2 separate regions of the Homo sapiens genome follow, and region 1 is linked to region 2. Evidence: read pairs that join two places in POLR2A ChIA-PET (ENCODE). Cell type or tissue: OCI-LY7. All regions are shown on one strand. Links, peaks and the distances in the headings refer to the core of each region. The heading gives the core; the rest is flanking DNA.

Region 1 (16,001 bases), core at 2,819-10,818, 140 kb after region 2:
AACCCCGTCTCTACTAAATATACAAAAATTAGCCGAGTGTGGTGGCGCACGCCTGTGATCCCAGCTACTCAGAAGGCTGAGGCAGGAGAATAGCTTAAATCCAGGAGGCAGAGGAGGTTGCAGTGAGCTGAGATTGTGCCATTGCACTCCAGCTTGGGCAACAAGAGTCAAACTCTGTCTCAAAAAAAAAAAAAAAAAAGATTAAATGACTTAATGTTTGGAAAAGACTTGGATTACATGTCTGGCATGTAGTAAGTGCTAAATAAGTGTGTGATAACTAAATAAATGGGAAAAGAAAATATTACAATAAGATATAGTATACTGGTAGAGGAAAAACTATTTGGAAGTATATTTTATTACTTAGAGTTTAAATTTCATAAGGTAAAGAATCTTGTCTAGTTAGAAAATATTTAGGTCAAGTAGAAATAGCCTCCTTCTTTCCCTTTTAGTATTTGTCACTTTTTAATTTCTACCACATTTAATTGCAAGCACCTTTTAACTCCCTTATGGCGCTGAAAATTCAAATGTTCATCTCTGTATCCTCTGTCAAACAGCACCTGAATATATATAGAAATGGACTCAGGGCTCTTTTGGTAAGGAATTTAGATGATAGTGACTGGGTAATATCACAATTTTAATATGTAATTTGATTCTTGTTTTTCTTTATAGTGTAGTGGCAAATATTGAAATGCCAGAGGAAAAAAAATGGAAGACTTTAGTAATGTATCTTAATTATACAAAATGAATTGCATAATTTATAATTTAAATGTATTTTTATTAAAATTGCTGTTTAGTACATTTATCTCTCCTTTTTCATTGCAGAATGCTTTTGTTTTCAGAAACAGGTAATTTAGCCAAATACAGAGTAATAAGAAAGTAGTCTAATAGTTTATCCAGAAAGAAAACTTTCAAGATTTTTCATATTCCAGGGATCTCTATCAGATAAAAGAAGTATGAATGCATCTTCATTTCTACACACATTATCTTTATGTGTATAGATGAAAATGAATGAAATGAAAATAAACACTACCATTTCAAGATCAAAGATAATGGATACATTTCAATATAATTTCTTAAAAATTTAAAGTTACTATTTTATAACCTTAAAAATAACTCAATTTACATTTTCTCTTACAGTCTTGTTATTATATTTAACAACAAAATTTACCAACTTACAACTCTAAAGTGATGGGGTAAAAACTCATACCCCAAAGTTTGTTGCTGATGACATTCGTTTGGTTTGTGAAACTACAGACTTTCTCCAGGCATTATCTTTTCAGTTGTAAACCTTTTAACCAGTTCATATGAAAATATCTGCTAACACAGCAAAATCATGAGTGCATGTCTTTCAAATTAAGTTCCATTCATGTCATCATGTTTTTAAAAATATAAGGTAATAAAAGTCTTTCTACCCTAAAGTAAAGTCTTTCACTATCTTTGTAGCAATTGAACTATTCTACTGAACCCAATATATGAAAACCTTTCCCTACTGCTCCCCTCATCTGGTTTCTAATCTAGTTAGGCCTTCTTTATAACTCCCTACTTCTGTGCCTTTGAATATCTAAAGTGGATTAAGAATGGCCACACATTCTCCGTCAAACTTTTCAGTGAGATGTTCATTTTATCCCCTACCTCCACCTCATCCTTGAATCTGGGCTTGTCCAGTGTCTGCTCCCTAAGAGAGGCTGTGCCAGTTCCGGACTTAGCTTTTAAGAGGACTTGACAGTTTTTGTTTTCTCCCTCTTGGAACACAGGTTCTTGGGTTGCTCTCTCTTGGATACTAGCTACCATGGTATGAGAAGCTCAGGCCACATGCAGGGGCCATATGGAGGGAAGCTGAGGCACTCCAGTTGACAGCCCCATGACCCCCCAGCTGACAGTCACTGCCAACTGTCAGCCATGTAAAGTAGCCATCTTGGCTCAGCCCATTCAACCTCCTCGGCCTCAGCCTGCGTCACAGGAAGTGTAACCACCCAGCTGAGCCTATTCAATGCACAGAATCATAAGAGAGATAGCAAAATAATTTGTTTTAAGTCGCTACATTTTGAAGTAGAGAGATAACTAAAGCAATAACCTTCTGCTTCCTTAAATATAGGGCTTAAATTTGGCTCAATTTAAGGTTAGTACCAAGCACCTTTGGTAATTTATTTCTATTGTCTTTATGTTGCATTTTCAACTAGAGTGTAAGTTATTCAAGGTCACTGAATATTGCTGTTTTCTTTCCAATGTGTCCCTATAGTTATTAGTACATTATTAGCAGCATGGGACTCTGATAATCTGAGGTTGCCAGTTGAATCCTAACAGAATGGAAGTGCAAATAGGGCATAGAATGGGTGACTTTCTATGTAAGTCAAAATGTAGAAGACCATGTCCATGTGTATTCTATATATAATATACACATATATTATACATATAATATATATTATATATAATATATATGATATACACATATATACATACAACATCCACACACATTTATATTGGCATTTAATCTGGATTATCTGAGCAAAAAAATTAACTGTCGTCTGAAGTTTTTTGTTTGTAAACTCAACCTAAAATACCCATTTTAGCTAGACACATTGTCATCTGTTGGTAATTTACATGAGGAATTGTGAAAGAATACCAGACTGAAGGGAAAAGAGAAATTATGCTCTGAATCAAAAATAAATAAATAAATTATACAGAAAAGGAGAAAAAGCTAAAGTTATGGTCTGGAACTATGCTATAAAACAGAAGTAAACATAGTAATTTTCTCCTTTCAGTTTCTACCATGTATTCTGCGTGTACTTGATTGGGGAAGTAATAGTAATTAACGATTTTCTCTGAATGGGTGCTGTATGCAAGACCATTTGCTAGTTTAACAACAGTGAAGCATGTTTCAACTCAACACCCTGGATTCAACAAATAGAATGCTAGTATGTCTATTCCTGATCCAAGACTATTTTTTAAGGTATTAAAAAACAGGTATTGTTTAAAATGTGAGAGATTTTACTTTTTTAATTCCAAGTGCACTTTTGAGTTATTTTACTTTGAAAATTAATAACTGTATCAGTACTTAAAAATATATCCAATATAATTAAATGATTCTCCAAATTTATTTCCTTGAGCACCTGACAATATTCCCAGGAAACCTCTCCCTGCTATGTTGCTTCCCAGAATTCACATTTCTGTGTTTCAAAACTGCACTTCCTTAGAGAGAAAAAGGTTAGAAAATAACGCAGACTACAAAAGGCATAGTGTATGTGTGGGGGTGGGGGTGAGGAATTAAGTCCCTTGCACTCTAGATTAAGTTGCATTTATATAAAATCTAAAGGTAATTGGTCTTTATATAAAGGACACATTCAACAACATTTATTAAATATATTTTTAGACTATTTTAAAATTCAAGTGATTCACAAAAACAAATATTACAGCATAGCGCTTTATTCATGCCATCATACAGTCGATCTGTATTCTTCAAGTACATTTTGAATTTATAATGAGAACAGTTTAAGGCATAACTCTTCCCACTCAAATCTAGGTCTTTCTCAAGTGAGACACTAGAGAGAGTAGAAAGGGAGGAAGAGATAGGGCGAGAAGAAAAGGAGGGAGGGACAGAGATGAGGACGAGAAAGAAGAAAAAAGGGAAAGAGAAAATACCGTCTGAAGTCCACAGGCTTATCTATCCCAAGCATGTCTACCCCACGCATGTGGGCATCATATCCAGGTTGTAACAAAGAGGTGACCATGGCGTTTATTTTTGGCTCCAGACAGGCGGATTCAGCCTGCATTGCATGCATGCATGTCTGTCACCTCATCTAAGTCCCCATTCCTTCCGGAGTTGTGAGCTCCAGATCCAAGAGTGCCCAGTGCACGGTGCTGGGCACGCTGTCCCTTGGCGAGGCTGCCACAGGTTCCTGAGTGTGCGGTCAGGGGCGTTGGTGCATTGATACGTTAGGCGGAGGGAGGAGTACCATCTGCCAGAGTCTTATCTCGAGTCCCACGTTTTCTGGCCATCGCGGAGGAGTGTGCGAGGACAGGTAGCCCTCGCAGTGACAAGGCGCGCGGAGTGCGGTCGTGCAAGGCGGGGGAGGAGCGGGGTGGCCCTGCCGAATCTTAACCGGGGCCCCGGGTGTTTGCAGACCCAAATAAAGCCGCCTTGGGTCTCCACGGTGTCCTCCAGAAGCTGCTGCCTGAGAACTCTGAGCCTCAGCTCTGTCTTGCTTCGGGATCCTCTTCCTCCTCCTTCCCCACCCCCTACCTGGCCTGAACGGCGGAACGCGCGGCTCGGGGGATCCCCTCTCCCTGGGACCGGCCCTGTCCCGGGTCGCCTCCACCTCCCGCAGCCGCCGCGCCCCGGCTCGCCGCGCTCCCGCCGGCACCATGGAGGAATTCCTGGGACAACCGCCTGCAGCCGGCGACTTTTCCCCAGGAATCTCTGGCCTGGCGCCCTTTGGGTGAGATGACGGGGTGCTGGCATCCCTGTCGGTCCCAGATTACCCGGAAAAGCCCTGGCAGGTAAAGAGAGGACCCGCGCAGGCTGGGAGCTCCCACTCCTCCTCCAGCGTCACGCTCGCCCTCCGCCGCTGCCTCGCGTCCGGGTCTGTTTATATAGCGTCTGGAGGCCGGGAGGCATTGCCCACCCCCGCCAGGCGGCCCGCCCTCCCCTCCTGGGCTCCGGGCTGCCGCACGTGGCAGACACCAGCGACGTCTCCGCGGAAGGCAGGCGCCGGGGAGTGGGGCGCGGGCGACCGTGTGCAGCCGCGGCGCATCTCCGCCTTCCGCTCCTCCTCGCAGCGCCCTCGTCCGCTTCCAAGCCCAGCACAGACTTCGGTTTCTCCGCCTCCATCCCCTTTACGAGAAGAGGAGATCAAAAAATATTGCCCTTTAGGTGCTCGTGATGGTCCTGTGGGTTCGTTCAGTTGCCAGAAAAGAATGGTAACATGAACAGCGGAGCGTGAGAGCGTCACCGGGGGAAGGGACGAGATTGATGGGCAGAGCGCTCACTTCTCAGAGGATCGCATTCCGAGGACCGCGCGAGGAAGGGACGTCGCGGCGCCACCACTTCCTGGCTGGACTCCGCTGACATCTGTAGCCTCCTTTCCACCAGGTTCCCGGGGCTCCCAGCCGCTGCCTGCAGAGGAGCGTGTAGACAGCGCGCGAGGGTCCGGCACTTCGTGGACCTCCATCCGAACCGGAGTTCTGCCCGGATCCCGAGTCCCTGGATCCCGGTGGAGCCCGCCGGCAAGCTGGCTCCGGAGGGAGTTGAACTTGAGTTCAGGTGGGTTATCCCAAGGGGAGCACAGGAAAAGATGTTCAGGGAAGACGAAGAAGGTGACGCTGTTCCAATGTCAAAAGCGGACACTTTTCTTCCTGACACTTGAAGGGGTTGAGCCAGTTCCTCTCAGTTCTGTCTCCTAACCCGCTCCACCCCGACCCAGCCCTCCCACACTAAGGAGGTGGGGGGCGAACAACAACAACAGCAACAAAAACTCCCAGTTACCTAAGTATCTAGCAGGCTGTTGACTTTTTTATAACTTACCTTTAGTCAATGAAACGACCATATTTACTCTATTGCTTTATATTAATGGAGGTCAATGGGCTTAATGATTTCTTTAGTCAAGTCATTTATTTCTAAGCCAATAGATAATGCCTTCGTCATAGTTTTCTGGGGGGAAAGTAACTGTGCGTTTGTTCTGCAGATGGCCAACTCCCTCTGAATCCTGCAGATTGGTGCTGAGCACGCAACAAAAGTTTGTAGCTTCTCAGTTTCTGGTGCTTCGCAGGGGAGAGGAAAGGAATTTGACATTAAACACAAGAAGCAGTCAGGGAGCCATCTCCTTTAACTTTTCTTCTCTGTTACCATTTGCAATGAAGAGGAAACAGAAGAGATTTCTGCAGATGACTTTGTTGTTCACGGTGGCTTTAATTTTCCTGCCTAACGTTGGTCTCTGGTCTCTGTACAAGGATAAGCACCTGGTGAAGTCAGCGGAGCCCGGGGAGCAGCAGGTAAGTGCCACCCAGAGAAAGATCACACAAGGATTGGTAAGGCAGTGATCCTCGCGCGGGGACTCGAGAAAGCCGGTGTGGGATCGCCTTGGGTTTTCCCCCAAGTCTTGACAGAGCTGATTATTACAAGACTCTAGAGACTTTGGGGTTTAAGCAAGTAGATGTTTTAAGATTGCAGCCAGTAACATCGTGACATGTACAACTAGTAAAGAAGGATAAGACAGGTCAAGAAGAAGAGAAGATAATCTTTCACCATTGGTCTTAGGTTGATTTTGACTTGAGGTGGATGAAAGGTAACTGTTCAGCTATGGAGGTGGGAGTGGGTTTGGTGCAAGTTTAATGACAAGGATAGGTTTTTGCTTTCCATTTGGCATGCATGTCTATGTTCAGGTGAATTGGGCCAACTAAATCATTAAGATTGTGAAGTGGTTCTTTAAAAATCAAGCTATGGTTTTCAGTATTTTGGTTGTAAATTTTGCTTAGCAACAGCTTTTTACCCTGTCGAAACTTAAAGTCTCTCTTTCGTCTCCCCTGTTGCTAAGGTGCTGCCATGGGGCACACAGGCAGAGTTATTAAGGACGTTCATTCCGTTTCACAGTCGCTTGATAACAGTATGTTGCTAACAGCTTGCTGTCATATTGGAAACACCCATACTAAAGATATGTAGTATAATATGTTTTCTTTCTACTTAATATGTAACTCATTAGTATGTATATACCTCATGACTTAACATGGACCAAAATAACTGTGTTCCCTGGTGAACAATAATGCAAAATAGACTTCCCAAAATGTTGATGAAAATCAATGTTGTCGAATTCCTTGTTTGTTAATAAATAAAATAGCTTCCGTAATTAAACGTTTAACAACAGAATGCAGTCTTCTTCATGATATTGATAAACCACTTTTTCAGTTAGTCCTGTGCATCACCTTGGAATATTAATATTCTTAATTTCAAGGGTCATCACCCATGAACACTCTGTACCTTCCACACATAGAAAATGTTGAAGTAGTCCATTCCTGGAAAACAGCAATATATAGTAATGGCCATTAAATATTTGCTCTTATACTTAATGAAGTTTAATTTTCTTTTTGCACAGTGGTTAGTTGTGCAATATAAAGAGGTAATCTGCTTTTTCATTATGACAAGAAATCATTACCAGTCTCTAAACTTTAAAGAGAATGAGTTGTCCATGGATTTTTAGTGGATTGTTATTTCGAGGAAAAATGTTGACATATTTTCATTTAGTTGTTAATATTTATTATCCTTTCTAATAGGAATTCAACTTTGGTTTGAAGTATATTCTGTTTTGTCATTCCAGTGAAAAAAAGAAGATGGACACTTTGGATGTGAAACTTTTTTTGTTCTTATTTACATCATTCAACCCTTGATGTAAAACAGGATTTTAATAACTTTAGTAGTCAATATGCTATTATGTAAAATCTCCACTCCATGCTGGTAAAACAGGAAAGGCAAAATTATTTTTTCTTGAAATTTGCTAATTCAATTAACAATAACCATCTGAAGTATTTGCTGGTATAGCTAACATAAAGCGCTAATTAATTTTATTAATGAGATTCTTACAACTTTCACATTGACTCTATAATTTTGACCCTTAATGAGAAAATTGTTTGTCTAATAGCAGAAAAAAAAAACTGTGACAGTTTAACTCTCTGATCTGTCATTATAATAATTGACTGTTTCCTTATTTCTGGTTCTTCTGTAGTGCAAATGATACTTAATTTCAGGTAATAAAGTAATGGGTATAAAAGACATGGGGTGGCAAGAGAATTTTCGTATACTGTAGAATAAATAACTGAAATTGATTGATATTGTATGACATTCCAGTTTAATAACTCTATGTAGAGGCTTTGAAACCAAGTGGGGAAGAAAATAAGCCCCAAAATGAATGTCAGTCATCTACTTTAATATTACCTAAATAATGGTTTTAAAACTAATACTTTTTATAGATTAAAAAATAAAATTTAAAAGGTAAAAATTAATTGATTACTTAATGAAAAATATAATTCACTGTAAAATAGAAACAGTTCATTTTCATTGGTTTTATTCTATTATTTATTATAATTAGAAGGAAAATTAGGATATGTTGTCCTCAATAAGCAAGTTTTGGGTAAGTAAGAGTTAAGTCATTAATATTGATATTGGAACAAATAAAAAGCAACTTTTAAAACATGCTTAATATTGTGATGTAATATTTGGCTAATGTATGTGTATATTGCAATGTTAGCAAGGTGGCTAAACACATAGGTTTTAAATTGAAACATAATTTGGCTACTGGGTAATATGTTATTTCTATTTAGCAATTAATTTTTAAAGGACATTTTCATGGTTAATTGCTAAATGTTCCCCAGAACACATTTACTACTATACTTCTCCCCAAGTTGCAAAATATTGAGGATGAAGATAATGTGCAGATCAAAGCACTGACAGCAATAAGTACTGAGGCTAGTCAAACAAGTCACATGCCCAAATGAGTGAACTATTTTTACAGTACTTATGTGTAAAACAGCCAAGGGTTCTAGTTCTGAGTATCATGTGGTAGTGGTCATAAGAGCTGAAAAACTTGCACTGTTTTAAATAGTTTAATTATTAGAAAAGGTTACAGGGAAATAATTTAATTTATGGAAATTCAAAATTATGGAATGGCTAATTCTTTTAAAATATACGTTATTTATATTTTAGCAGATGATATCACTAATAATTTTTCTATCTAGTATTGAGTACAAATTGTACTAATTCTGCAATCTGAAGTAAATAAAATAAAGGGAAGTGAAACAGGAAACACTGATGGGAACCATGTGGATTAATTTTCACAATGTTTAGTATTTAACACTTTTTTTCTCTAATCTACTGTCTGATTACACATTAATTGTTTGTATTTTCTAGACCTTCATTTAAAAATAATATTTAAGATAATTTTCTAATATTTTAAAATCTTCTGCATTTATGTTGCAGAAAATGAAACAAGGACGTAAAAATTACCAAGTTATTTATTTCAAAGTTTTTCTTTTTCCTTTACTCTCAGAAAACCAAAGAGGATCGATATAACAGTTTTAATAACATGATACAATTAAAAGTTTTTTATGGTTTGGGATCTGCAAAATTGAAATCAAGTCACTGAAATAAATATGAAGTTTTTGAGATTTTAAGATTTTATAAAAATTATATTTTTAAATTTTTATTTAGATGTTACATTATTATAATTGTGATGTGTTATTTTCAATTGACTTAATTTTGTCTTTTTTTGTTATTGGGATGATATAAGTATCTCCTTTATGTCATTTAGAAATATATATGTATATTAAAAGAATCTACTGATAATATATTTAGCTGAGAATGATTGCTATATAGTCATTGTAAAGTAATTCTTAGCTTCATTTTTCTGTTTAAACATTTGAAATGCTCCTCTTCTCTTGTTTCAGCTGTATTTGCATTAAATACCACTTACATATTTAGGTCATAAGCTGTGAGTTAGGATGATACATAGAATAATACTATATTTTAGAACAAAACTACTATATCCAGTCTTATTGTATTTCTCTTTTCTTAATCACTTATTCAAGAATATGTGAAAAAAAATCTAGCACCAAATACTTTCTTTTCCTAAATACATTTTTAAAAACCCCAAATTCCAAAAAAAGTAACTGTAATAGTAGTTTAGCAAGTAACTTGGAAATAATATTAATTACAGAAATAATTCAAGAATATTTAGAATATGAAGAGGATCTTGCAATTTTTTAAATAAAAATGAGGGCCAAAATCTTAGAATTTTAAAACAGATCAGAACTGTTCAGAATGATTTTAGAAGCTTATATTGTCCTAGATTTTCTACCACATTAAAAAAAAAAAAAAAGCCTAGGTCCTCTATGTCTCTTTGAAATTGTGGAACCCTATTATTTATTTGAATTTCAGAATTTCTATTTTTAAAGTAGGACTCTTCGTGTGTGTCACATAACAAGATGAATAAAGTCCTGAGAGCTCACACCTTATATATGGAAAATATTGTGGGGTAATGCATTGTTTCTGTCTTGTAAACTGTGCTTGACAGATATGTGACTTTACCTCCATTAAAAAAAAATTCTGAAAAGGATACCTTAGCATCTTTGTCTAATTCATCTAATGTTAATCAGCCCTACACTGCAGGGGAGCCTTCTTTTTGAACAACAATATTTTTTCCAGTGGCTTTTAAAACTTGTTTTATAACATGAAAATAAGAAAATATCAGATAATTGGTACCCAGTGTATGCAAACTGTCTTAGGCATTTTTTTTTTAACATGCTGATCACTAAAGCTGTAAAATTTATGTCTGTGTTCCTTTTTTAGCAAATACCTTAGAATTTGGAAGAGCTAAGGACAGGAGGAAAAATTTACACCTACACTCAGGATGGCACATTATCAATACACTAGATATGAAAGGACACATTAGTTTGAGCCACAGTGGTCTTAATTAGCTAAGATGTAGATTTTAAATTAGGGTTTTAAAGGACCGTTTCTGGAATTTATGGAAAATGCATTCAGAATCACTACAGGGTGGCACCACACGGAACACTGTAACAAGTATCTTAATTATTTGCTGTGACCTGGTAGATCACTACATGATTAGTTCATCACATTGCCCCATGGGAGACAGAGTGTGAAACACAGTCTTCTGTTCACAATCTGGTCAAAAAAATAAATAAATAATTTTTCCCCTCTATTCATTTCTGAGTTGGACAAGCTGTGCTGAATCAATTAGTTTCCTATAAGTTTTCCCTGCAAAAGGAGCCAAATCAAGTTGGAATATATAGGAAAAGGGTGAGAAAGGTTGAGTGGTTTAAACGGTGTAGAAGAAAGGATTGAATTTTTTTGTTTGTTTGTCAGGAGTAGCCGTGACAACCCTTAGAAAGTTTGCAGCCATGTCTCTCCTTGCAACATTTTTATACAAATGAAAGACAGCTGAGGGACATCAACAATAACATTACAGGCAGAGATAAAACTTAAAATCATGAGAAGGCATCAGAAGATGTAAGTGGAATATAGAATCAGACTTAGATATGTTTCGTGCATCATGTATTCCCATTTCTCCCTTGATTGGCTTGCTTATGGGGAAGAGTTTTAGCTCTGGAAACATCAGATCTTTAAAACCATCTAAGGAGACCATGTTCTTTTCTTTTGCTCATATTTGCATGTGTTTACAAAATTACTGTTATTAAACAAAGGTGCAAGTGTGCAAAGAAATGGAAGGTTCTGAAGATGACAGTAAAGACACACTGTCCTAAACTTGCTCTCCTTATCACCTCACTGTACAGCTAATGATTTCTAAATTATCTCAAAATGTAGTCGTAATGCTTGAATGGACAACAAAAAACAACAGATAAAAAACCTGTGTGCTATGGAAATATGTACTTAGACACATAAAATATATCTATATAGGGTTCATTTAAAGGTTGTAAAGAAGGACAAGCATTCACAAAACTTCAAGGCATCATGACCTCTAACTTTCTTCACTAATGTGTTGATGTCTGTCACTGCTTAACAAGCAAAATGGCATCAGAAAGAGGGTGAACAAATAAAGGTATATTTAGGGCTAATGATGAATTCAAGGTAAAGCACATCAATGTTTCCACCAAGGTTTTTGCTTCCAGTGTGGTAGGGCAAAAAGATGTGAACTGAATTATTGGTACTCTCAAATTAAATGTATTCATTTTATTAATTCATTTAGCAACAGACATACACAGGTACATATACCCATATCCGTAGTTTCACTTATAAAGAAAAATTAAATCCACCCAACTGTTTTGTTTTCAGCAATATTTTTAACTTCTGTGACTTTTTGTTTTTTCCATTGCTTTGAATCCACAATAGGTAGGTAGGGGAATTTGAAGCACCATTGAAATGAAGTATTCTAGAAAAGTATGCAGAAAGATAAAGAAAATGCATCCATCTCTAGAAGTGCTTACATCTACTTAGCAAGTGTGAAACTCACAATGAGGATTTAGTCTGTTAGTATGGCACAGATTATAAATAGGAGAGTCGCTGTTATAATGTAATATAATTAACACAATTGTTCTTGTTATAGAGCATGATAGTAGCTACCACCTGTCTTAAGGACTGGTGGTTTCTCAATAAGGGCTAAGAAGGCCAATTTTGAATTATTTCAAGTATTCAAATATTCATGGACTATGATTTCAATACTTGAAATCTAGAAATCCAGAGAAAATTATAATAATTTTGAATTTTTTCATTATATTAAAAATGACCAAATTGTTAGGTATGCCACATAAGTTTTAGTGAGGTGGCCTTTCCTTTTCCCTCATATATTTATTTATTTTTCCCCAAGACAAGGTCTTACTCTGCCACCCCAGCTAGAGTGCAGTGGTGCAACTGTAACTCGCTGCAGCCTCAGTCTCCTGGGCTCAAGCAGTCCTCCTGCCTCAGCCTTCCAAGTAGCTGGGACTACAGGCAGGCGCCATGATACCTGGATAACTTTTTAAAAAATTTTTTTTGTAGCGACAAGGTCTCACTATGTTACCCAGGCTGGTCTCAACTCCTACTGTCAAGAGATCCCCCCACTTCAGCCTCCCGAAGTGCCGGGATTGCAAGCATGAGCCCCCACTCCCAGCCTTGTGCCCTTATTTCTGACATGTCTCCCCAGCTGGAAAATCCAATTGAACTTAAGGAGAAATATCAGAATTTCTGTAGTATTGGGTCTTGTTCTCTTTTAGGTCAGAGTGTAGTCTCTAGAATCAAATTATTTAGGCTTAAAAATTCTGGCTTAGTATGTTGTGACATTTAAGAACTTATGGCTCTTCCCTGGATCAGTTTTCTTAATTAGTAAAATGCAGGTGATGATACCTTTTTTGTAGTGTTATAATGAGGATTAAACGCTTAGCATCTTTAACAGTATATAACAAGGCTTAACGGATATATATATATATATATATATATATAGTTATTACACACAAGTGTTTATAAGCAATCATTGCCTTTACCAAGGTAATTAGTGTTTGTTTAATAAATATTTACAGCTGGCTTCTCTTTCAGAGGCATTGTCAAGACAGCACAGCAGAGCAACGTCACTGGTGTGTTGAATGTAGTAGGGAGGACTGTTGAATAAGCCAATAGAGTCTTAGAAACTAAAAGGGCATTTTTCTTAACATTTTGGATTTCATACTTAAGGATAAGTTGATTATTTTAATTTTTTTATTGTTTATTACAAAAATTACTAAAATTAGTTCTTGATGTATTGTATTGAAAACTATCCAAAAGTTGAAGCTTTTAATAAAAAAGAAAAGAAAAAAGGCAATATTTCTTTGTAGTGACTACTGTCATTTCCTATAAAAATAAAGTCCATGAGTCAATATAAGCATTTTTTTTTCTTCTTACTAATTACAGGCAAGAAACTGAGAACTACTTTTGTTGTTGCTGTTTAAATCTTGGCCATGAGTTTGGCTGGATTATTCGAGGAGAAAAAAAGTTAAAAAGTAGAATAAAAACTCTCAAAATCATTCAGCCACTTTATGGAGTTAGCATTTTTTTCAGTAGAATTAGGGGACAGATAAAACATATTGCATTGTGCCTGTTCTTCTTATAAAAATTACACAGGGTTGGCATTAAGCAAAGGGGAGTTCAGATACTTCAAGTTTGTAGGTGGGCCTCATCCCTTACAGAAGTATGTAACTGTGGGCATGCTACTTAACATCTTTAAACCTCAGTTCCACACGTGGAAACACAAAAATTACCTCATAATAGGGTAGCTAGGAGAAATAATTGGATTGTATGTTTAAATTGCTTGGTACATGGTAAATAATGAGGGAAGCTTTACAAATAGCAATCTATACTTTCTTGACTTTTTAGAACGTCCATTGAAGGTAGTAAATAACCTTAAATATTGTGTACACCTAAAAAAGATATAATAAAATACATAAAATCTACCACTATCAATTTTTCTTTTATTGTTGATACCATATTTTTGGATATGCAATATGTGCACCATACTGGGATAGACCCAGAGGGAAATAAGCAATTAAACCATAAACCTGTTTTCAATTAACTTCGAATCTATTAGTTTAAAAAGGCATATGTACACTTTAATATAAGGCTGGATTACATGGCTTTACAATAAATACATGCTCAAATTATTTAGAGTTTAGAAGAGGTAAAAAATATGTAAGTTATTGTGTGATGATTGTATGTGGTCCCACTCTAAGTCGTCTGTACCTTTAGGATTTAATCGTCCACCAAATTCATTGACAGGTTCTTCTATATAACTGAATTCACAAGTAAGGAAGGCACAAAGACAGAATTTGAGTCCATGAGCTCTGGATTTATAGAAAAAGAAACTAATTGGCAATGTTAACAGCCACATTGTTTAAGGGTTTCAAGATGTCATTAGGCTTGATAATTTGTCCCTGGTATTCTCTTGATTATAGTTACACACAATTGTAGAAATTTAAATAAAATTATACTAGATTAAATGGTAAGACTAAATATTTAACTAAAATATCTTATATTTTTAAGACGGATAATGGATACTGGTGAGGTCAGCATTGATCTAAATGGCTGGATGTGGGACCCTGGTTGGTAAGATACAAGTCAGGAGAAGGCTGATGCCCTGAGAGATTGAGGGGACAGTCCCAAGGAGAATGGAGGTAGTCAAGTGAAATAAAGCAAAGAGAGAAGCAGCAATGGTTATTATCCAAAAGGCAAATTTAGAGTCTGTGCTTTTAATAGTTTGAATGTTTCTCCTGGCAGAGATGTCTGAGATTTTTTTCCCATGCAAATATCTTACTACTTTAGAGAGGTAATTAAAAATTTCTGAAATAGTCTATAAACTGTGAATATATATATATGTATATATATATACACACACACATATATATATATATTATAGATGTCTTAGCTAGAAAGATGATAGATGGGTAATCAGATATTTATTATAGTTTATATAATCTTATGAAAAAGACTGACGACTATAATACTGAAAGGAGATGTCAGGAAACCATACAGCCACCTTGTCAATAAGTAAGCAAGCTACCTGTCAACATAAATGCTGATGATGACCAGATACACAGAGTGAAGGAAACAAACAAATAAACAAGCAAGAGTGTACTTAAGCATAGTATAGTAAGTGGGGATAGATGGGTGGGTGGTGGTACTTATTGCAACTAATATCCAGTTGCCAAAAAATATTAAGATAATATATTCATAATAAAAGGATAAAGTGATTATAATAAAACAACAATAAAAGTAAAAATAAAAGTCCACATATTAATAAACTTTAAGGTCACATTTATTGAACTTCTAACATTTCTCTGACACTGTATTAAACTGCTCTTAAGTCCTCAACACAAATCCATTTTATATATATATATATATATATATATATATATATGTAAAATATTACTATCTTATATTACAAATGCAAAGAGATTTTAAAAAGTTGTCAAGGTAGTACAGGGATTTTTCTATCAATATCAACTATTGAGATTATATGAAGTTCACCATATATTACAACTGCATCGGAAATATCCTAGGTCATTGCAACAAAAGAAATGGTATAATAATTTAACTGTGAAAGTCAATATGCACAGTGGTGAAGGGCATGGACACTAGCTCCAGACTCCCTGGTGTTAGTTCCAGTTCCATTATTTAACTACTCAAAGACCTTGGACAAATTACTTATCTTCCCTGTGTCTTAGATTTCTCATTTCTAAAAAGAGTATAAAAAGAGTGTCTAATGGATTTAGATGGTGTAAGGCTTTAATAAGCTAATCTGCATAAAATGCTTAGAAAACTGGATTGAACATGATAAGCAATTTAAAATGTTATCTATTATTACTTGTTAGAATTCTAGAAAATTAAGATTGGAAAAAGAGAAAAAGCATGTTCCTATTATTACTTGTTAGAATTCTAGAAAGTTAAGATTGGAAAAAGAGAAAAAACATGTTCCCACACACTTTCTTTCATGAACCATCATGAATATGTTTCCCTTTTTGGATACATTTTTGCATTT
Region 2 (16,001 bases), core at 4,064-12,063:
CTTGAGTTAAACTAGTGTGGATTCTCAGCCAGTAATAATAAGAATGCACTATGAATAATTCTCACAGCTCACTCAGAGACCTGGGGAAAATAATTTTCTCAAATATTTCAAGGGTTATTTCATACTGTCAGTGGACTCCACAAGTTCCTGGGGGCACAAATCACCATTAAGATAAGAGTAGGTACTTAGGGGGGTCAGGTGATATAATAGAATCTTGACCTAAGCCTGAAAAAAAAATTGCAAAACTGATGACAGAAAAGGACAGAAAAAAATACGTAAATGGTCTTATTATAATGGGTAAAAATTATGAACATATTCATATTTTGTGTAAAAGTCCACCCAAAAGCATCTGCCAAAGGAGAGGCTTTCAACAATCACGTGATCAAAAGGGTTACTTTAATATCCATGTACTCAAAGGCACTGAAAGTGTCTGTGACAGGTAGGGATGTTTTGTAGAGTTGTAATTTTTTGTTGAAAGCTGGATGTTATGTCTCAAATTGTAGGAACTCAGGAAATAAAGTTTTGAGTGTGAGATTTTTTGTTAGTTTGGCTAGGAGTTGCGCTGATATTTGCTGAAGCTCTAGGTGCCAGGGACTATTGTTTATAATTTTTCTGGTTTATTTTCTCTCTTTCCCTTCTTGTCTTGGTTTTCCCTAGAAATTGCATCTTTAGTAGTGCTGGTGTCTTGCTGCTCTGTTAGTTGTAATGTGCTGTCATACCGGAGCACTCTTGTTACGGTGGCAAGGTTTTGTGGAATAGAGACATTTGATAACCTTACGTTTAAATCTAAATTTTTTAGTTGGCCTGTGACTTTGGATGCACTCCTTAGCCTTTTTCTCCTTATGTGAGATGCTTAGACTGGAGTGGCCTTCAGTTGGCTAGTTGTCTTTCCCGGAGTCAGAGAAAGGTCTCCTAAATGTACAGTGATTTCCTTTGTAGGACAGGGTTTTTTTATGGAGATTTCTTTGGGCCTATTTCAGAATTATTATTTTCCCCCTACTCTGGCCAAAACAAGAGGAATTTTTTTCTCTTATATTTACCATCAAGATGGGGGGTGTCTCCCAAAAATAAAACCAAGGAAAGTGCAGAGGTGCCAGGAACTACTGTAGGCTGAGCTCCTAGGAGTTTTTAGCTCTAAGCTATTTTTTTTTTGAGGTGGAGTCTCGCTCTGTTGCCCAGGCTGGAGTGCAGTGGCATGATCTCGGCTCACTGCAACCTCAGCCTTCCTGGTCCAGGCGATTCTCCCACCTCAGCCTCCCAAGTAGCTGGGATTATAGGCGCCTGCCACTACACCCGACTAATTTTTGTTTTTTTTTTTTTTGTTTTTTTTTTTAGTGGAGACAGGGTTTTGCCACGTTGGCCAGGCCAGTCTCAAACTCCTGACCTCAGGTGATCTGCCCGCCTCGGCCTCCCAAAATGCTGGGATTACAGGCATGAGCCACTGCGCCTGGCCTCTAAGCTATTTTTTTATGTAGCCTCCAGCATCTCATTAACGTTGTCATTTAAATGTTTCTATTAGCTACTGGCCCTACTGGCTACATGTCAGGTTAGCTGATCTCAGCTGTGATTCTCTGTAGTCATCTGTCTATCCAGATTCTGGGGTGTGCATTTGCCTTGTGACATCAATTCTTTGAGGTATTTAAGGAAGTTTACTGATTTTTAGTTTGCTGAGGTTTTTCCTATCGTAAGGGTAGGAACAATAACTGAAATTGGAAGGTTTCATTGTCTTTTTAAACATTAATTATTTATTCATCCTATATTATTGTCCCAGATACCTCATAATCAAAACCCTTGAGATAACCAATGTTTTGACTTCGATTCTTGGAGGATTATGACTGAATTGGCATCACCTCTCAGTAACATTTTGAATATGATTTTGTGATTCACCAGTGTTGGCAATAGTTTGTTGTTGTTACTGTTTGTTCTTTTTTTCTCTATATGAAAGACAATTATTGGTGTTCAGAGAAAAAAGAATAGACTTTCCTAGGTTTGTTCTGTTTGGCCCTTCATCTGTGTTCACAGAACTTCAGCAATCTTCTGCTGCACCAGGAAACTAGTCCCTAGGGCCTCAATCACTGGACTCTTGTCTTCTGGTTTTTTGGCAATGAGTAGCCTCAGCAACAAATAATAGAACAGGAGAATTCAGAAGTCAGAGTATTTTTTCCCTTTCTACTTATGTGGCAGGCCATGATTTGGCAGAGTTTGTGCTCCTATAATTATGGTCATATATACTGCTCAGTGGACTTTCCTCTATGACACCGTATCTCATTAGGCCCTGGAATACCATTTCCTTCCCTTACCAATTCAGACCTAAGGGTGGCAACAACTTCTCACTATTGCTAGTCCCTGGTGATTCTTGCTTCATCATCCTTTACTATTCTTTTAACTCTGTCCACACTGCTCTTAATAGTCCACTTGTGAAATGTCTTCATTTATCTCTGGTAATATATTATGTTTTGATTGTCAAGACTCAGACTGACCCTGACTGATTCAGGCAGCATAAGACCACTCAATTTCTGAGGGAGGGGAAACATACATATGGTAAGTACAGAATACGAAGAAGAAAGGAAGGTGAACAAGTGTAAAATATAAACTTTACACATTTTAGATTTTGCTTCATCAAAAAAAAATTTGTGATAGAAGATACAATGACTGTATCTAAATCACAAAATTTTACATTGCACTTGATGTCTTTCTATACATAATATGAAATGAAAGTTAAGCTTAAAAATGAACGTGTTAAATATTTAAACATCACATCAGATTTTTCTTAAACCACCTCGGTTTTTTTCCGAATTGAACATTTTTCTATTGCATATTCCAGCTGAGAGCCATGTTGAAATGAGTGTTAAGAAGTCTTCTTAGTGATATTATTACTTTGGAGCTTTAGTTGCCATAACAACTTCCTTTACCTCTCAAAAATGTTGAATTATATGTCAAATAGCAGATGCTTCTTATACTCATTGAAATCACGAGCACTGCCATTCAACATAGAATATTAAATAAAAATACTCTAGCAAAGCAACAAATAATTTGAAGGACAACTTTTAGTTGTGATAATTAACTGGAAGTAAAATTCAATTCACATATTTTCCTTTGTAAATAATTTTTCTTGTCTTTAATGTAAGAAAGCATTTTGTTTTCTTGACTCAGTCTTGAATTCATTCAACAAATTTGCCTTTGCAAAAGTTCAGCAGGGAGTGGTTTCTCTACATATTTATATTACAAGAAAATATTTTTTTCTGCTGTAGAAATAAATGTTATAAATTGTCTACAGGGAAGGCATAATTTATATACCAATTTAAAAATTTAAAATAGACCAACATGTAGACATGTCTCACCTTTCGAATACAGATTTTGTCCAAAGTGTAAATATATTTTATACATTGAGAAGTATGATGTGAATTTAAATTATTTTGATAATATATAGTATTATAGTAATTGCTTAAAGTAATGCTTTTAGCTTGAAATAGTCTATTTAGATTTAAAATACCTGGTTTAGACTGGGGTTAGGCTGAGAGTGCTAGAAAAAACTTCATAGACAGCTTCAAATCTTTGTCATGGAGAAAAAAGATCTGTCAAGTTACTGAATAAATAGCCGAAATTACTCGAATTTTCATGTTTGTAAAAGGTTGCCATTATCATAATATTACAGTGTCTATACTAGCAGTTGTACAACTTAATAATGAGTAAACAAATGCTGCATGCCTAACAGAAAAATAACAAAATACTTTAGTTACAATATACATAGATTCATTTGAAAATATTTTAATGGTATAGCATATAATATGTAACATAATGCTACCACATTAGATATAAAAATATATCATATGTGCTAAGTGTATAAATAATATATTGGATTATATCATATTTCAGTGAGTGTTCTTAGTGATTTCAGCATTTCTCTCTCTTATGGTTATATGTGATTAAATTTTTATTGTTTTTAATGTTTGTTATTCAGGGATTACATAAGACACATGAGTAAGGAGTCAATTACAGAGAGAATGGTAATAATAGCAAAATAAGTAATGATAGCTAATACTTTTTATAGCACTTATTAGATACAAAGTACTGTCCTAAATACATTCCCCCATGTTATTTCCTTTCATCCTTATGTTTACCCTGTGAGTTAGATATTATTTTTCACATTTTATACATGGCAAAACAAAGACACAGGAAGAAGTTAAGTAAATTGACTTGGACCTAAGTAATACGTTGAGGATTCATACTTAGGCAGTCTGGCCACAGTGTCCATCAGTAGTGACATAGTCCTACCTTGTAGCTCCACAGTGTTAACCAAAACCCAATATCCACGCATACTTCCACTCTGCCATCCTGTGAGAACAAGATGGTTGTTTCCTCTCTGGCCACCTGCTCATGTTCCATGCAGAATGAACCATCATGAAGAACAAACAAAAAGGGGTGGTGCAATTAACAAAGTCAAATGTCTTTATTTCCTAGGGCTGCCGTAACAAAGTGCTATACACTAAGTGGCTTAAACAAAACATGTATATATATTTATCACAGTTCTAGAGATTAGAAATCCAAAATCAATGTGCAGGTAGGGTTGGTTACTTCTGGAGACCTCTCCCTTTGGCTGATAGATGGCTGTTCTATCTTTTTCTTTACATATTCTTCTCTCCGTGTAGGTCTGTGTTCTAATCGCCTCTTCTTGTAAGGAAACCAGCCAGACTGGATTAAGTCCCATCCATATTACCTCATGTAACCTTAATTACTACTTTAAATAGCCCACCTCCAAAAATAGTCACATTCTGAGGAACTGTGGGGCTAGAATGCTAACTGCCTGAGGGTTTATTCCTGCCTCCTTACAAAGAATGACCATGACATTGTAGTAGAAAGAGTTTAATAGACACAAGACCAGCCATGCAACATGAGAGATGGAGTTAATACTCAATCTCTTCCAAAGCTTGTAGGTTAGAAGTTTTTCAAAGGCATTTTAGGAGAAGAAGTGGGGGTGGCCATGTAACAGGTGCTTGCTGCTTATTGACTGGGGAGGAGATAAAATAATAGGGGATTGAAGCTGTCTTCCTGCAGGTTGAATTTTTCCTGGCCGCAGCAGCAGGGTTGGCAGATCCAAGTAGTAGAGCCATCAGATCCAGATGGAGCCATGGGTGTCAGACATGCAAAAAACCTGAAGAGATATCTCAAAAGGCCAGCCTTAAATTCTACAATAGTGACATTATTTGCAGGAATAATTGGGGAAATTGCATATCTTATAACCTCCAGAATAATGGCTGACGATCATTTATGTCTATGCCTTAGCAGGACTAAGGCTTCTCTCCTCCCACCAGCTTGACGGCCTTTCATTAGCTTTACAAAAGTGGTTAAGTTTTTAGCAAAGCCTATTACCATTTAAACTATAGCCTAAATTCTTCCAAAGTTATCTTGGCCCAATAGCCCAGAAATAATTAAAGAAAAGGCAAGATGGGGTGTGGGTTAGCTCAGATCTCTTTCATTGTCATAATTTTCTCACTGATACAATTTTTGCAAAGGTGATTTTATTAACATATAACTTTTTGGAAGGTAAATAGTGGTGGACAATTTAGCTCATAATGTTAGTGGCAGTAAATCTGTATCTGAATGGGTCTAGAGCAGTCTGAATTCTTGCCTCCTCAGAAGAAAGACTTTGATTGAGGGGCATAATGTAGAAGGAGAGACCAAGGTAGGTTTTACAGCAGGAGTGAAAGTTGATTAAAAAGTGTTAGAGCAGGAATAAAAGGAAGTGAAGTACAACTGGAAGAGGGTCAAGTGGGTGAAGGGTTTGAGATCCCTTCTTCCCTGATTATTCCCTTGGGTTGGGCTGTCCACATGCACAGTGGCCTGCTAGCCCTTGGGAGGGGAGCATGCGCAGCGTGTTTACTGGAGTAGCATGCATGCTCACTTGAGGCATTCTTCCCTTAACAGTCGAATGTCTCTAGGAGGTTATGCTCCAGTTAAAATCTGCCATTTTGACTCTTAATGCATAAACTTGAACCCACTCACCCAACTGCTGAGAACTTATCTGGAAGCTGATGCTCACCAGTTTCAGGTGTTTCTGGTTACTGGGAGACTGCCTTTCTCTGGCACTGGCTGGGTCCAGTTATTCTTTTAGAGATGGATATGGACAGGAGACAGGGAAATATTGGGTAGAAGAGGGTGGTTCCCCATCAAAGGCCCCACCCTCAAGCCTGGTTACCCGCGGCCCTAAGCGAGAACAGGCATTTCTGCTTTTGTGCCCAAAAAGTTGCCTTTGGGTCCATGGTGCTCCCTATCCTGTACCCATATAAACCCTGAACCCCAGGCTCCAGAAGCAGGAGACGAACAGTCAAATGGCAGAACTGAGCAGCAGAGAAGGAGAGAAGAGAAGGAGCAACTGAATGCTGAGAGGAGTTTGGCTAGGGATGATCAGAGAGGAGATCAGCCACCGGATGGTCAAACTCCAGGGAAGATCATCTGCCCACCCCAGCCCCCTTCCGGCTCCACATCCATCCTGCTGAGAGCCACCTCCATCACTCAATAAAACCCCTGCACTCATCCTTCAAGTCCATGTGTGACCCAATTCTTCCAGGATGCTGGACAAGAGCTCGAGATACAGAAAGCTGTCACACTGGCCCTCTGCCCTTGCAAAAAGGCAGAGGGGTCCACTGAGCTGGTTAACACTTAAGCCATCCATAGACAGCAAGGCTAAAAGAGCGCACTGTAACATACGCCCACTTGGGCTCTGGGAGTCACAGGTTCCCAACCCTGGATGCTGCCGTGGGGCCGAAGCCCAGCACCCCTTCCCCTGCACCTGTCTGTCTGCATGCGCCCCCTCCCTTAAGGGGTTTGAGTAGCAGCGGTGACCAAACAGACGAGCCACACCGTGTTGCATGTCCTGTTAGGGAGGTCAGGGAACTCTTCCATTTCAGAGAGATAGTTTAACAACAGCCTGACCATCACCTGATGGTCGCCTGACATTCCTGGGGGATGTCGGGGAGAGGGGCTCTCCTGCCCTGTTCATGTCTGACTAGCTACCTTCTGTAAAAATAACACCAAATTCTTCCAGAAAGTACCAACAGCTTTAACCTTAAATATAAAAAACTGTAAGATAACTCTCCTAGATGCAAAAACAGAAAAGAAATTGTGCTGTGAAGGAAGAAACATAGATATTTGGGCAAGCATTTAGAAATGCCTGTTACAGTATATACCTTTGAGTCATTTTGTATGTCACGCCAACCCTGCTATTGTAAAACCCTATGTAAAATCACCTATTTAGAATTGTTTTAAAATACTGAAGCTAGGGCCGGGCGCGGTGGCTCACGCCTGTAATCCCAGCACTTTGGGAGGCCGAGGCGGGCGGATCACGAGGTCAGGAGATCGAGACCATCCCGGCTAAAACGGTGAAACCCCGTCTCTACTAAAAATACAAAAAATTAGCCGGGCGTAGTGGCGGGCGCCTGTAGTCCCAGCTACTTGGGAGGCTGAGGCAGGAGAATGGCGTGAACCCGGGAGGCGGAGCTTGCAGTGAGCCGAGATCCCGCCACTGCACTCCAGCCTGGGCGACAGAGCGAGACTCCCTCTCAAAAAAAAAAAAAAATACTGAAGCTAGTTTATCTCAAAGCCTGTATGTTTCCAGAGCCTGTGCTCTGGAAAAACCCTAGGCTTTGAAATGCAGATTATAATTAATTGCTTATCTACACTGGGTAGGAATTGTAAGACCTGAAGCACAGAAATCATTAAAAGGGGGTTATTGCAGTGCATAGTTGGTCTTGTGCAATGCTATAATTAAGGAAAAGATATTGATGGTATGGAACATTAAATTGTAAAAGTATAAAAAGCTAATTTCAAAGATGTGAAAACTTCTGATCTGATAGGATCCCACTTTACTGGGACATAAGGTCACTCATACAGGACATTTCATGAGGGACTATGGAAGTACTGGTGAACCACAGTTGCTTTGAAATTACATTTACTCTTTTTTCAAGCTTCATTATAAACTATATCCATTGTTTAAGCCAAGTAAAGGGGACTGGACATCTGTATGCAGTTTTCTAAGGGTTGTATTTCTACTAATTCATAACATGTCAAGGGGCTCTGGGCTTCCGTGGACACTCAAAATTTGCACACTTCTTCCAACGTGTAGAACAATCATTATTCTCCCTAGGAAGATAATCCAAAGACCAGGTAGCTAATTTATAACTTTAAAATCCAGATTTTCTAGGTGATAAATTTTTCTCTCTATTATACTGGATGTAGCTTTTGTAAATAATAGAGATAATCTAAAACACAATTTTCTTTCCCTAAACATAACAATATTAAGTGAAAGGTAAAAAAAAATAGAATGATAGCATGAACCCCAAATATCTGAGACAGGTCTTAATTTAGAATGCTGATATTGCCAAGGTTAAGGACACACCCCTACAGCCTCAGGAGGTTCTGACAACATGTGTCCAAGGTAGCCAGGGTACAGCTTGCTTTTAAATATTTTAGGACATAATACATCAATCAGTACATGTAAGATTTACATTGGTTCAATCTGGAAGGGCAGGACAACTCGAAAGGGGGTGGTGTTCCAGGTCACAGGTAAATTTAACCATATTCTGATTGGTAATTGGTTGAAAGAGTTATTATCAATAGAAAGGAATGTCTGGGTTAAGATAGGGATTGTGGAGACCTAGGTTTTATCAGGCAGATGAAGCCTTCAAGTTAGCAGGACTTAGAGAGAATAGACCGTAAATATTTCTTATTAGACTTAAGGTTTGTATTAACGTTCATGCTGTAGGGATGCAGTGAAGCATATCCAACCCCCACTTCCTGCCGTGGCCTGAACCAGTCTTTCAGGTTCAATTTTAGAGTGGGCTGGCAGAGGAAGAGGAAGTCCATTCAGATGGCTGTGGGTGCCTTCAAATTTTGTTTTTGCTTACAATAAGAATTAGCATTAAAAGCCCTAAATCAGGCAGAAAGATAATAGAAAATATGTAATTGTCACTGGTCTAAAACAATTATTAAATCCCAGTAGATATAATAGTGAGGACCCTTTGCCATATTAAAATATTACATTTCTAGTGCTGATTTTTGGAGACATTGCCTTATCTATTATCTCCCACAGTTACTATTTCTGCCCTGCATGGGCTTCCTTGTCCATTTAATCTATGGAAGTCTATGGTGAATCTTGAGAAAATATATTTCCTAACGGCTACTCGGCTTTCACAGCCAATTTTTTGTTGGAGTGATTTTGCAAAGCTGGAGATGGTCTTCCATAAAAATGGTTACAGGTTGTTGACAATTCAGCAAGATATTTCTCAGGCAGTACAATTTTCTTAAAACCTGAGTTTGCAGTGTATTTTCTTTCAGTCAATCCCTGGTATGAACTTCCACAACCACATATCTTGTTTAGAAGTATCTTTAAGCCTGTGAGTTCTCCTATTTTAATAATGATTTCTCTGCTCTGAAAAATCCTAAAGGTTTTAGCTTAATTGTCAATGCTTTAAAGAAATTTAAAATATGTCTTACAGTGGGTGTGGTGTCTCATCCCTGTAATACCAGCACTTTGGGAGGCCAAAGCAGGTGGCTCACTGGAGGTCAGGAGTTCAAGACTAGCCTGACCAACATGGTAAAACCCTGCCTCTACTGAAAATACAAAAATTAGCCAAGTGTGGTAGCACATGCCTGTAACCTCAGCTACTTAGAAGGCTGAGGCAGGAGAATTGCTTGAACCCAGGTGGCAGAGTTTGCAGGGAGCCGAGATCATGCTACTGTAATCCAGCCTGGGCAACAGAGCTAGACTCTGTCTTAAATAAATAAATAAATAAAAATAATAAAAACCTAAAAGGCTTAAGTTATGAAGGCAATCTTTTTCACCAGCAAGCAGGCAATTACTGGCCTCTCAATAGCAGACAACTCTTAAGGGGAGATTTTGAAAAGGCCCATGGCAAGAGACTTTTATCCTTCTAAGGTTATCGTCTTACAGAAATTATAATAATTAGATAACATTTCATCTGGAGTAAAGGAGCAGTTTTTTTTAATCCTTCAAGTTGACCCTCAGTCAAATAAACTTGAAGACAGCAGAGATGATCCTCAGTCAAATAAACTTGAAGACAGCAGAGATGAAATATTTTTTTCACCTCTGCTTGCACATTGTCTATATCGGGCCTGTGTTCATCCTCCAATATTCAGAGCCACACTGAAAGCAAAACATGCCAATACCCCCAATGTTTATTTTCTTCCCATTTATACTAACCATATTGTTATTAGTCAGCTCTTTCCCAAGATACAAAATTTAACATTTAGACCAAATGTTTTGTTGTAGCATCACAAAGGTCACCAGCTTTCCAGACCCCAGTATTTATATCCTTATGGCCCATAGTGAAGTTCTTTCCTTCAGCCAATGTCACAGTTTTCTTATTTTATTTTTCACAGCATCCCACTTCCATATAACAAATTCTGTATTAATTTTTATTTAGCTGAATATGATAAAATCAGATTAAAATTCTAGAAATAAAAGTGTTAGTTCCATTTTTTATTAGCACTATTGTCACTTTCTTTGCACTTGTCTATTTTGAATATATTTGTTTAATTAATAATACATACTAGAACCTAAAAACACCTATCCAAATGTGCTTTAAAAATAATACATAAGCATAGGCTAAAAATGAATAATGGAGCAAAGCTATCTTCCTAATCCCCCAAGTTTTTGGATCTCTCACTTTTCTTCACATGAGCAGGTTAAGAATGTCTGACAAATGGAATAACTGAGAATACCAGTGTTGATTCATATATTCATAAATCATAATTCATTTTACCTTTAAGATAAAAATTAGTAGAGGTTTTATTTCCTTCCTTAACTATACAGATGGCAGTGTTCAATCCTTGGTGCATATTTACTCAATGTTTTGCACAAAACAAATATTTCGTATTTTTCTATTTTTTAAATGCAAGGATTGTAGTCAGATGGCAAATTTGGTTATATTTTGTATAACAAGTAGTTTAACGTTGCAAAAAACCCATCAGGAATTTTCTGATTAATAAAATTGGTGAAGATGCAAACATACTTAAGACAGCTAATTTCTTTTTGTTTGTAAACAAAAACAACACTATAAATTTTAAGGGGTCTCTTTTATACATTTGAATATTAAGGGCTAATAAATAACATTCATTTCTTTCTTTTGAAAAATTATGATTAATTGATAACTAAGACACAGAAAAAAGAAAAATCAAGCTCAGAAAAGAAAAATACCAAATACTTTCATGAACACCAACTGGAGACTGTAGCTTTAAATCTGTGGCTGAATGTGCTCACCCGTTGTACTCAGCCTCCCTTTGTGGAGATTGGTGTGGCCCACCCAGGAGAATATTTGATGCTTCTCTATAGACCTGTATTGAGTATATCTTTCTCATAATGTCTGGGGAAGAAATGGAGAGAGAAATGACACCCCAGTGACTAACAATTTACAGATGTTTTTGTTTGTTTGTTTTTTGTTTTTATTCCTACTCAATTAATATGGGAGCAAATGACTATCACCCACCAATCAGATAACTCATTTTTTTTTCCTCTGTAAGGAGAAGTGAGAGATGTGGGTCACATGGAGTAGGTCAGAAAGTTAGAAAAGTTGACCTCTGGGCAGATTCCTCCACAGAGAGAAACATGAGGTTAGAGGATCAGTCCACATATTGAGAACCATTTTCCTTACGTAAGCCGCCAACACCCATTATTTAAGGATTTTTACTGTTTCATTTTAAAACTATATTATCTCCTCTTTGAATGTCTAAAGTTATTAAAATGATGCAAAGTTATTAACATTAGGAAGAACTAAGTGTGCTTCTTTCATTAATAACTAATGGTAATGAACTTCAGCAAAACCATAGAACTACTTTAATCTTTACATTTTCATAGCACTAATGTAAATGTTAATGTAAATTCTATCCATGAAACCCACATCAATTTTATCAACAGTCGGCAGTACATGTAATCAGAATAAACTCTAAAACCTTATAAATTCAAAAACCATTTCTCTATTTTTGCTTCTGCAAAGCGAAGCACTTATTTTTACCCAATGAATAATCTTACAGTAAACCAAGGATTTACCTCTGTAAAACTTATCTACATTGTTTCTTTATGGGCTAGAATTAGAAGTTACAAAATAGAAAATGAGAACAAAGCTTATCTCTTTACAAATTCACTTCATTTGTGCCACTGTGGATTTGCTCTCTCACTTTCCCTAAGCCAACAATCTAGAAAGGTAAGGCCAGTGGTAATAAGCAATTATAAGCAAATGTATTCTCTACTCCTAAACTGAGCAGAGCTGAGGCAGAAAATTTAGTTTCCCTTGTGAGAAGTCATGATTTCTATCAGTGCACAAGGGAGTGAAAAAGTTTTAAGCTGCTGTTACTTGAGATATTTACTTGTTTAAAGCTTACAAATTGAAAATCCTTGATATGTTAATATTTAGGATACACCTTTTTAAAATGAAAGAGAGGTAAGTGGGGTTATTCGTGATTTCCTACAAGGTCCTCATCATATCTTAAGAATTTCCATTTACAAATATAATTTTTTATATCCCTTTACCAATTTTCTAAATTTATTACTGAGTATAAATCCAGGACGAACTGAATTCGGTTTTCAAGTCATATTTTAAACAGTCTGTCAAACCTTTTTGAAACATTTGTCAACCATTTTGAAGCAATTTTTTAAAACTTAATATCAAGACAGACTGACTTTTATTATTTTTATCAATATTTTGTGATTCTTGACAAACTAATGATATTTGCTTTCTATAGTAGATTTCTTCAAAATCCTTTCTTTTTGTTCATCCTTCATCCCTCAATATTACACTGACTTGCTCATTTCTGTCTCTCTCTGTGTGTGTGTGTGTGTATGTGTCTGATACGTAGCCCTAAGGATTGAAACATGTCAGAAAAGTATCTGCTATACATTTTCCTCCACTTTGCTTCTTCCTAGGGTCATTTTAGAAATCATTAAAAAATTCGCTATTAATTTTGAAGGATCCTGATGTTTAATGCTATTCAGGAACAAAGAAAAATCTAAGGCTGTGTGTTATATTATTTATACTCAAAACTCTTCCCACTAGAATACCAAAGTAGAGTGATTAATAATGGAATGTTATTAAATATTATAAACTTATTTACCATAGAAACTCTTCAACATTTGAACAGTTTTCCCTGTATTCATAGAATAGGATATAGGACATATAGGGAAAATAGGAAACATATTGTAAAACATTATAAATGTGAAAGTAGAAAATACTCCATTCTTGAAAGAAAACAAGATAGCTAAATATTTTTCTAACAACAGAGCTATAATACAGATGGTAAAATCAAAGTAAATATTTCTTTTCAATAAATCACTTCAAAGCACTCAAAGGAGGAATGACAGAAGTTACAGAGTACAGACTCCCAGCCTGGATGTTATTCACTGAAAATAATTTGTTTCTCTAATGGGGGAAGGAACTGAGAGTTTCACCTTTCACTTATCTCAAAGAGCGTTTTCTGGCTGGGGTGTGGTGGTTCATGCCTGTAATCCCAGCACTTTCAGAGGCTGAGTCGAGAGGATCACTTGAGCCCAGGCGTTTGAGACCAACCTGGGCAGCATGGCAAAACCCCATCTCTACAAAAAATACAAAAATTAGCTGGGTGTGGTGGCACTTTCCTGTAGTCCCAGCTTCTCAGGAGGCAGAGGTGGGAGGATTGCTTGAACCTGGGAGGCAGAGGTTTCAGTGAGTTGAGATTGTGCCACTGCACTCCAACCTGGGCGACTGGGCAAGACTTTGTCTAAAAAAAAAAAAATTATATCCCTGCCCTTTTTCTTTAAAATGACTGATTTCCTGTTTTTGTTTTTGTTTTATTCAATCAAGAACTGGCACTGTTTTGTGCATATATCTTTGTATGGATGGACTGGACAGCTATGCTTACTAATTCTTTTTTTTTTTTTTTGGTAGGTTTAAAAGGTATATCACAGCAGCAAGAATAAACTGTGGTATTCCGCAGCATTCCTAGTTTCAAAGTTCTTAACTCTCTTTTTTATTCCAATACATCTGAAGCATATGATTTGCCCCCTTAGCAACAGTAGTGACACATTTCAGCAGGACAGCAGAGTCAACTTCAGGACAAACTCTTCTAGAAGGCAATTGCCAAGTATGAGGCTGATAGTGGCAGTGGAGAGCCTCAAATTTTGATAAAATCCCTTCAAGAACTTTCACAAATCATTGTCCAATGTCATTTCAATGAGCTAATTTGATTACTAAAGAACTTATTGCGCATTCAGGAAAGCCTACAGTAGAGGTTTGACTTATCCCTGTTTTCTGGTTAGTTTGTCATGTTAAGTCCTTCATATATTGTATTCTTTGCTCAGGGATTACAGTTGAAAATGCAAGTTAAGAAAAGAAGAAAGTAAATAGTATGAAGGGTTTAAAATTAAAATAACACTAGAGAAAAATTACTAATAGGAATCAGGTGTAACTCCTGAGTGCTGGCCGTTTAGAATTCTTATGTTGTATAGTATATTGTTCAAATCCTTGTAATCATTAGTTTGTCTATATCAGTAGGCTGTTTTGTGTTTTATAAATCACAAGTATATTTGTATCAATATTGGGAAACTACTGACTTGAAATTATTAAGTATTGCAATGCAGACATTAACTTTGCTTCCTCTGACTCATTATGGTCTTGTAGATTATATAGCTAGCTGCTAAATGTCATGACAGTAAAGCATCATCCTTCTGTAAACATAGTTGTTTGGAACAAAGGTAAACATCTGATCGGTGCTGGGCTGAAGAACCACTTCTTCAGGAAGGTCAGAATAAGAGATGAAATATTCCAGCCCATTTTTCTAGTTTTCTATCCTAGGAGGTTTAAATGAATGGCATGTGAACATTAGGATTTTAAATCTAGGACTGACAAAAGAGATTTCTCTTTGAATACCAATTGTATGGTTTCTTAGAGGCAGCCTTGAGGACTATACTGAAGAGTGTGGAGAGTTCTGTTTACTATTTCTAATCTAATCTTCTTAAATAAATATCACTGTTATTTCTAATAACATCTAACATTTATTGTGCATTTACCGTGTACCAAGGTCTCCATTCTGTGCTTTACATTGTCTGTTCATTTGACTTTCACAGTCTGTACCTATTTATTTTCCTATTTTGAGAATGAATAAATTGATCTTTTAAAAGCTCAACGACATATATTTAGCAAGTAGCAAGGAAAATGAAAGATTATATAGTTTCAAAGGAAAGAGAAATTTACCAATTATAGGAAAACAATACTAATAACCAATAAAGAAGTCAAATTGTACACAGGATATTGGAGAAACTGATGCTGTTCTCTTGAAAACACGAAAGTCATCGAATGAGCAGTATTGCTCAAAACCTTTTTTTTTTCCACAAATTGAACATGTGATCCCTAATCTTTTACCCTAGTGTCTACATTTTGGCTTACAGCATAAAAACATACCTTCAAACATTCTGCAACTATTTCTTTCTTTCTTTATTTATTTTTTGAGACGGACTCTTACTCTGTCATCAGGCTGGAGTACAGTGGCACGATCTCGGCTCACTGCAACATCTGCCTCCCGGGTTCAAGCAATTCTCCTGCCTCAGCCTCCCGAGTAGCTGGGATTACAGGTGCTCACCACCATGCCCAGCTAATGTTTGTATTTTTAGTAGAGACAGGGTTTCACCATGTTGGCCAGGCTGGTCTCGAACTCCTGACCTTGTGATCTGCCTGCCTCTGCAACCATTTATTAAGAATCCACCCGATAGCAGGTGCTGCACTAGAAGCTAAGGATGCAGTGGTGAGAAAGAAAAGGTGTTGCTGTCTTTGCACAGTTTAGCAAAGCAGACATTATTAAATTAGCAATTACTATATATTGTGAGTGGAAAACACAGGGGAGGATGAGAAGACACATGAAGAGTATCTGGATTTAGTTCAAATTGTCTGAAAAGAACTTTACTTTTAAGATACTAGTTATAGAATATGTAGGACTTAAAATGTTTGATGGGGTGATAA

What was found. Peaks named below come from ENCODE experiments on the same cell type or tissue, not always from the same donor. Only the 100,000 strongest peaks of a DNase experiment are listed, where the experiment ranks them.
Region 1: POLR2A ChIA-PET joins it to region 2 with 5 read pairs; 2 of 35 experiments call an interaction of 5 or more read pairs at or near these places.

What each region holds. Positions count from the first base shown.
Region 1 is chr4:171,808,731-171,824,731 of GRCh38, forward strand. GALNTL6 (polypeptide N-acetylgalactosaminyltransferase like 6) reads left to right here and starts at 4,674. Exons shown (of 13, transcript NM_001034845.3): 1 at 4,674-5,260; 2 at 5,682-5,988. The coding sequence starts at 5,851. LOC441052 (a long non-coding RNA gene) reads right to left here and starts at 4,877. Exons shown (of 1, transcript NR_134656.1): 1 at 3,408-4,877. RefSeq lists a silencer at 4,595-4,644 and an enhancer at 4,885-5,034. In OCI-LY7, for the core only: no CTCF peak of the experiment used is centred there; no DNase peak of the experiment used is centred there.
Region 2 is chr4:171,668,209-171,684,209 of GRCh38, forward strand. No RefSeq gene overlaps it. Among named protein-coding and RNA genes, the nearest start is that of LINC02174, 37 kb to the left of the region's middle. In OCI-LY7, for the core only: no CTCF peak of the experiment used is centred there; a DNase peak (open chromatin) is centred at 8,813; H3K4me3 peaks cover 1,450 bases; H3K27ac peaks cover 2,246 bases.